Linked DNA regions of Homo sapiens: regions 2 and 3 are each linked to region 1. The links are chromatin loops, found by intact Hi-C in ENCODE. Cell type or tissue: dorsolateral prefrontal cortex. All regions are shown on one strand. Region 1 overlaps CAMTA1 (calmodulin binding transcription activator 1). Region 2 has its middle 38 kb from the start of TNFRSF9. Region 3 overlaps CAMTA1 (calmodulin binding transcription activator 1).

What was found. Peaks named below come from ENCODE experiments on the same cell type or tissue, not always from the same donor. Only the 100,000 strongest peaks of a DNase experiment are listed, where the experiment ranks them.
Region 2: it touches region 1 in a loop (13-fold over the local background); 79 of 110 quality-filtered maps call a loop at or near these places.
Region 3: a loop joins it to region 1, with 14 times the contacts of the local background. A loop is called at or near these places in 105 of 110 quality-filtered maps.

The regions. Positions count from the first base shown.
Region 1 is chr1:7,666,609-7,669,108 of GRCh38, forward strand. All of the region lies in intron 9 of CAMTA1 (calmodulin binding transcription activator 1), which reads left to right. Among named protein-coding and RNA genes, the nearest start is that of VAMP3, 100 kb to the right of the region's middle. RefSeq lists an enhancer at 1,213-1,402. In dorsolateral prefrontal cortex, CTCF peaks have their summits at 1,108 (motif pointing right) and 1,313; DNase peaks (open chromatin) are centred at 1,133, 1,585 and 2,073; H3K4me3 peaks cover 1,228 bases; H3K27ac peaks cover 1,822 bases.
Region 2 is chr1:7,901,448-7,903,947 of GRCh38, forward strand. It overlaps a transcript of UTS2 not described here. Among named protein-coding and RNA genes, the nearest start is that of TNFRSF9, 38 kb to the right of the region's middle. In dorsolateral prefrontal cortex, a CTCF peak has its summit at 1,461 (motif pointing left); a DNase peak (open chromatin) is centred at 1,464; H3K4me3 peaks cover 346 bases.
Region 3 is chr1:7,751,549-7,754,048 of GRCh38, forward strand. It overlaps CAMTA1 (calmodulin binding transcription activator 1), which reads left to right. Exons shown (of 23, transcript NM_015215.4): 21 at 911-985. Among named protein-coding and RNA genes, the nearest start is that of VAMP3, 18 kb to the right of the region's middle. In dorsolateral prefrontal cortex, a CTCF peak has its summit at 1,454 (motif pointing left); a DNase peak (open chromatin) is centred at 1,463; H3K4me3 peaks cover 1,043 bases; H3K27ac peaks cover 1,799 bases.

The DNA of each region.
Region 1 (2,500 bases):
GGGTGCTCAGGGACCAGCACATGCACCACGGGCCCTGATTGGACACTGCCTGGGAGGTGGCTGCCCACGGCCCACTCGGCTGGAGAACACCAAAGAAGGGGGCTCATACTTCCTCACCCTTCTTCCCCGCTGGCAAAGCTAAGAAAATCTGTGTACAGACACCCCCAGCTCTCCCATCCCCGATAGGAAGAGCCCGGAAGGATCAGACTGGGCTTCCTCTTGGTATAGGTTGGTGTGACCGTGTTTCTGACCCCCCTGCTGTTGTTGTTTTGTTTTGTTTTGTTTTGTTTTGTTTTTGAGAAGGAATTTCACTCTTTTTGCCCAGGCTGGAGTGCAATGGCGCCATCTCGGCTCACTGAAACCTCCGCCTCCCAGGTTCAAGCGATTCTCCTGCCTCAGCCTGCCGAGTAGCTGGGGTTACAGACACACCCTGCTGCATCCAGCTAATTTTTGTATTTTTAGTAGAGACGGGGTTTCACCATGTTTCCCAGGCTGGTCTTGACCTCCTGGCCTCCAGTGATCCGCCCACCTCAGCCTCCCAAAGTGCTGGGATTTCGGGCATGAGCCACCACACCCGGCCCTGACCTCCTAATCTTATCAGTGACTCTGAGCTCAATGGCACCTTCGGAGTGCCCACCACACCCCCCACCCCACCCCATGAAGGCCAGTTGGGCATCTTCCCCGTGCCCCCTGACCCTGGGCTTAAGAAAGCGATGCAAAGGGACAGGGAGGAGGCCAGGATCAGGGTGCGGGGGGACGGTCAGAGCTGTCTTCTGGTCCTGGCTCCTTGAGACCTGACTCTCTGGGGCTCAGTTTCCTTACGTGTAAATGGCTGAGAGGGGGTGGCCTCGAGGCACTCCCAGTCCTAGGACCTGGGAGATTTGGTCCTCGGGACACTTAGAGGCGCCCTGGAGCCCTTAATGTCTTGCAGAAGCCAGGAGGTGGGAGGAGGGTCCCCTCTTTTCCCGAGGTCCTGGCCTGTCAGACAGGCCCTGGGCTGGGTGCAGACCCACACCCCAGCCTCCTGGGTGTCCTGGCGAGTGGGACATTAGCAGGCCTGACTCCTTCTGTCCTTTCTGGGCCTGCAGTTCAGCAGCTCGCCACACGAGGGCGGCCCAGGAACAGGAACGCAATGGCAGCCTGGCAGCCTGGCAGCCCAGCAGAGGGAGCGGCCAGCCTTGCTTTTCCAGAAGCCCTCAATGCTTCCAGTTACCCACAACCAAAAGCTGCTGAAATTCAGCTTGATTTGGAAAATGCGCATAAGCCACCCAGCTAGGCCCTTTGGGGCCCCACCTGGCCACACAGTGAGGCCTCAGAGGTTGTGAAGGGCCCCTTCCTCCTTGCTGTCCTCTCCTACCCAGGCCACTGTCTCCACACCACAGCAGGGGTGCCCCCATCCTGGGTTCTACAGGAGAGAGCACCTTCTCTCTTGACACTTCTCTCCCTTTGTCTGGCCCTCGTCCTGTCCCCTCCCTGCCAGCCTGTCTGTGCACTGACTGCATCAGGAGTCCAATCTGGCCAGGTTCTGCCAAGCTCAGGGAGGGCTCTACAGGCAGGCTCGTCGGCCTGGGCCCTACTTCCCAGTCTGCAAAATGGGGTTTGGCTAAACGGTTACTCAGCACCCCCACCCAGCTCTAAACCTCAATGCATCTACCTAGCAGGAATGCGATGGCCGGGGCCATCCTGCTGTCTCTTCTCTGAGTGGCCCTCCCTCCCACAGGCTGCTCCCATTTCTCCTATCTCTGTCCACCCCTTCACCTCCAGCTGCAGCTGGTCACCAACACACACACACACACACACACACACACACACACACACACACACCCACCACACACCCCAGAGGCGTCCCCCTATGCCCCAGCATCTGCCCTGGCTGCATCAGACATGGGCCCTTTATCTCAGGACTCAGAGACCTCAGATGGCATTTCGTGCCCCCTCCCCACCCCCAAAACCCTCCTGCGTCATCTCCCACCACTGACACTCCTGCTGCAGCAGCAGAAGAGCCTGCAATTACAGCCTCAGGCACGCGCGTCACCACCAGTTCAGCGCAGCCAGGCGGGCTGTTGCCATGGGAACCATCCCTTGAATGGATGGATGCTGAGCTGTCCTGCGGCGGTTTCCATGGAGAAGGTCCTGATGTTCTCCAGTAATTTCTGCAGTTCTTTGTTCCCGGCAGCAGCCCCAGCCTCATGCTAGCAGCTGTTGATTGCGGTTATTATTTTTTCCCTTTTTCTCACATGGTAACTGTCTGTGGCCTTTTGAAGTCACTGCTCTTCCACTTCCCAGGATCCTGGGGGATGGTGCCCTGAGCTGGCCTTCTGGTGCTTCCAGACATCCCAAAGTCAGGCTCCACCTGTCCGCCGGCACTCTTCTCAGCCAGGCACCCACTCCCCCCAATGCCCCGCCACTTCCACGGAGCTGCAAATATCCCTGGGCATCAGAACAAGGGATGCTGTGGTCAGAAGGGCCCCTAGCAAGGAGATGCCACCCAGAGAGGCTG
Region 2 (2,500 bases), 230 kb after region 1:
GCATTTACTGTAAAGGTTTCCATTCATTGAGGTGTTCTATGGATCAGGCACTGTGCTACTTGCTTTATATGTATACATGTATATGCTATATACATATGTATGTATGTAAATATATACATACAGCTGCTATATACTTGGATGTGTATATATATTCATCTATGTGTGTGTGTGTGTGTGTGTGTGTATATATATATTTATATTCTCATTTAATCCTCACAAAAAGCCTGTAAGGTAGGTGCTATTGTCTTCATTTTACAAATGAGGAAACGGACTTCGTGTGAGGAAATGGACTTCGTGGAGGAGATGGTTCAATCCAGTGCCACCAAAACAAAAACCCTCGGCCAGTTTGGAACATCCTGGGTTTGAGATGCCTGTGAGGATCCACACAGACTGGCCCAGCAGATCACGGAACGTGTGAGGTCTGTAGGGAAAAGCATTTGAGAAAGAAGGAACAGCAAACTCCAATGTCCTAAGCCAGAGAAAAGTTTAGTGGATTCAAGGAGCAGAAGGAAATCCAGCGACCCTAGAGGGAGTGGGTGCGAGGGAGAGGGTGATGGATGAGGTGGGAGAGAATGACCGGGGTGGCTGAGAGCAGGGCTGGACTCAGCGCTGGTAACACCAGGCTGGGAGGGAAGCTTTGGGGCTCTGTGGCTCTGGGTAGGGAGGACTGCGGAGGGTGGCAATTCCCCACCAGCTCCTACAACAGGGTCTGGGATCAGACACAGCCTTTGGGCTCCAGGCTATCTCTGCCCCCGGGTGAGGGTTATACAGACCTGACTCCTTCAGGGAGAGTTTTGTCCTGATGGGACCACCCTGCTTTTTTGTATGGAAGTTAGAAATTATCTTCTCTCTGGGCTCTGGGCAGATTGCCTGTCTCCTCAACAGGGAAGGGGTGATTCTCTGGGGGAAAGCGGGAAGTCGGGGAAGTTCTGACAATGTAGTCATTTTGGTAAAGACTCTGAAAATCATTCCCATTCACATCACAGGGGCCTAAAGATGGCCTGGGTCGTCAGTGCGGCTTTTTCTATACTTCCACTCCCCATACATTTTCTTTCTTTTGGCGACTTGCACATCATTGTTGGACTATTAAGTTATGGGGGAAGGGCGTCCCTACTAAGGAGCCTCCTAATTCTTTTTGTTGTTGTTAATCTAATTTTTTATAGGGACGGGGGTCTCGCTATGTTGGCCAGGCTGGTCTTGAACTCCTGACCTCACGTGATCTTCCCACCTCGGCCTCCCAAAGTGCTGAAGAAGTGAGCCAGCTTCCCCGGCCAGCGCCTCCTATTTCCTTCCCTTTAATTAGGCGGCACGTTAGCCTTTAACAGAGGCGGGCCACTGGCGGCGTGGTTTCAGGTAAGTCGCTGAACCTCTTTAGCCATCTCCTTCCCATCCCTGAAGAAGAGGCCTAAATTAGAGAATGCGGGGTTCCTTCCGCGCTCAGAGCCTTCCCTTTGATCCCGAGGGAGGCCTGCGCGCTGGTGGTGTCTACTGCCCTCTTGTGGTAGAGCGTTTTTTGTTCTCCAGTTTACTGTCTGGCTTTTCTCCCTCCCTCCCTCCTTCCCTCTTCCCCTCCTTCCCCTCCTCCCCTCCTTCCCCTCCTTCTCCTGCTTCCCCTCCTTCCCCTCCTTCTCCTGCTTCCCCTCCTTCCCCTCCTTCTCCTGCTTCCCCTCCTTCCCCTCCTTCTCCTGCTTCCCCTCCTTCTCCTGCTTCCCCTCCTTCCCCTCCTTCTCCTGCTTCCCCTCCTTCTCCTGCTTCCCCTCCTTCCCCTCCTTCTCCTGCTTCCCCTCCTTCCCCTCCTTCTCCTGCTTCCCCTCCTTCTCCTGCTTCCCCTCCTTCCCCTCCTTCTCCTGCTTCCCCTCCTTCCCCTCCTTCTCCTGCTTCCCCTCCTTCTCCTGCTTCCCCTCCTTCCCCTCCTTCCTTTTTTTAATTATTAATTAATTAATTAATTTATTTATTTATGAGACAATCTCGCTCTGTCGCCTAGGCTGCAGTGCAATGGCGCAATCTCAGCTCACTGCAACCTCCCTTTCCCGGGTTCAAGCCATTTTCTTGCCCCAACCTCCGGAGTAGTAGCTGGGATTACAAGTTCCCGCCACCATCCCTGGCTAATTTTTGTATTTTTGGTAGAAACAGGGTTTCACCATGTCGGCCAGGCTGGTCTCGAACTCCTGGACTCAAGCGATCCTCCCACGTCGGCCTCTCAAAGTGCTGGGATTACAGGCATGAGCACCACGTCCGGCCTATTGTCTAATTTTTAAATTCCTAAGGAAATCCAAAAGATTGGGGGTTGCAGGAGTAGAAGCTTGCACAGGAGTGTCACATAGCTACATTTAAGTGTCAGGCTTAGCAATAGCAAGAGAAGGGAGGGAGGGAAGAAATGAAGAGCCACAGCCCCTTCAGAATGTGAGAGCTTTCATCTTTCCCATGAAAATAAACTGATACTTTGTTTTTACTTAACCAGTACTTCAAATTTGGATTTCAAAAACGAACTTCATGTGTT
Region 3 (2,500 bases), 85 kb after region 1:
GTACACCTGTGCTGAGTCTGGTTTTGAATATTTAGCTCTTTCTCTCCACCTCCCACCCAATTATTTTGATATTGCCACCCAATTTTACCTTATATCAGAATTTGGCAGCACCAGTTTCTACTCAGAAAGTTACCACTCAATTATAGTAGTTTAACCCATTTCCTGTTTAGGAAAAAAAAAAAAAAGTACAGCCCGCTGCCAGCACTCATGTAATTTTACATAAACATGCTCTTTGAGGCTGAAGGAAATCTGATTTTCAATGTGAAAATAAAATATGAAAACTATTCTTGGAGTTATTTCTAAACAGAACTTGTTCCTAATCCTAATGTAACTGAAACGTATATGATGCTACATTCCGATTAGAGACAAGGCTATTCTTGACACAAATGGGAAATGAGTGAAATTGTAGAATTACTGCATGTGAGACCTTGGGAGAGTAATTAGGGTTAAGCTGTTCCATTTTAGAGACTGTAATAAAAATGTTGAGCCAAGTAAAATATATTGATCAGTACATTTACAAAATAGCCCAAAGAGTGTATCAACTCCGGTGAATCACCTTGTAAACTAAGAAAGCCTCTCTAATGCCAGAATGCCTTTTGTGGCAAAATGAGCTTATAATGAATTGTGGAAGAATATTTAAGTGACATTTTATTTTCAGTCTTTGTATAGTCTGTCTTGAAGCTGAGAGCGCCTATACACACCCTCCTTTCTCCTCTAGTGATGCCCGGACTCGATACTATGGGAACAGCATACGCACTCATCCCCCTTCAGATTGTATACATCTTTAACATATGCTGTTGGCTTTGCTACACGAACTGCTTAATTCAGAGTCCTCTGTCACTGCTGACCAGTTTTCCATATTGGGCTTTACTGTAACCTTCTTGTGACAATAATATTCTGACTTTTTCAGGAGCAGTTTGCTAACCAAAAAGCAGGATCAAGCTGCTCGAAAAATAATGAGGTTTCTTCGCCGCTGTCGCCACAGGTACACTAGTCCTTGTTTATACATTCTGCTCAGGGAGAATGATGAAGCAACCCTGACCTTCTTAACCCTCACTAACTCCTATGTAAAGCTAATCCCCCTGCAGATAATCAGGGCAGACGTCCCAAATTACAATAGGGCGGTAGAGCTCTTTAACTAGGGATCAGGTTGCTACCCTTGGAGTGCTGGTAACCATGTCAGACGATGCTGTTTGAACAATGGAGATTCATGCCCGTGTTTTTCTGTTTTAATTTGGGTGTGAGGTCAACTTAGTCGGACTAGCTTTTAATTCTAAGTTTCTCTTTAACCTGTGATTGATATGCCACATTGCAGTATGTTCTTTGCTCTAATCCTTTACTATGCTAGCGCGTGTCCAAACAGAAAACAGTTTCTAGTCTCAAGGAAGGGAAAGAAAACCACGAATTCCAAACAAGTTTTCTGATGTAGAATTTCCACCAGATAGCTGGTGCCCTCTGCTGGTCATGTAATCGCCAACATGCTCTATTATTAAACTATCAATTAAAGCCGGTCCGTGATGAGGAACAGGAGAGATCACTGGAATGCAGCTGTTCAGGAAAAGAAAGACATCTGAGACTCTGGGCACATCTTCAATTAGTAGGAAATGGGGTCCTGTGACCCCAGCATTCTGTGGGATGCAGCATCTTCTCATGGAGCTAAGCCAGAGGAATTTCTCTTTGTTCCTCAAATTTGAGATTTCTTTATGAAGACTAGCGTCTCTACTTAGATTTCAGAGGGCTGGTGAAAGTGGTTTGTGTTCTTTATCCAGGTGAATATTCCAGTCTGACGTCTGTAACTGCGGCCATCCGAGCTGGGTGTAGACCACCTTCTGTGTGGTTGGGTTGTTGCTCTGTGTGTCAGGAGCTGTGCAGTTTATAATACCAAACATTAAAGCAGACTCTCTAATGTCTTACTTCCTCTTCCTATTTAATTATACCAAAAGTCCTAGTATTCATATTTAATTGGATTCCTTGGATGTTTCATTTTGCTTTAGTTTTTCTTACTCCTATACCATATGATTGCCGGCTTTGAAAATATCTTGCCTTTAAGACTTAATAGGTTTAATGGGTTATTTGTACTTTTACTTAAATTAACAGAAGAATTTATTTTTGTGACCATAGAAGGAAACATGCACAGCCACTGCATTAACATCATAAAAACTTAAAAAACGGCATTCACTAAGATAGATGGTTTTCCCCAGCTATGATGCCATGCAGAAGCTAATGTTCACTCGCCCTGTGCCTCAGCAACATTTACTTTCCACCATGCAAGGATGGGAGATTTTTCACCATGATAGCTAATGAGTAACATACCAGTGTCAGTACTCTGAAACAGGAAGTCCTGTTAGGAAATGCATCCCCAAAACGGGTATGGCTCTAAGATCATGAAATTAATTCTGCAAGCCTTACCAAAGGCAGCCTCTTTCCTTTATTATTCAATCATACCTTTTACTTAGCAGGGACTTAGGACCAAAGAGAGTAGCTGATTTTCTTTATATGG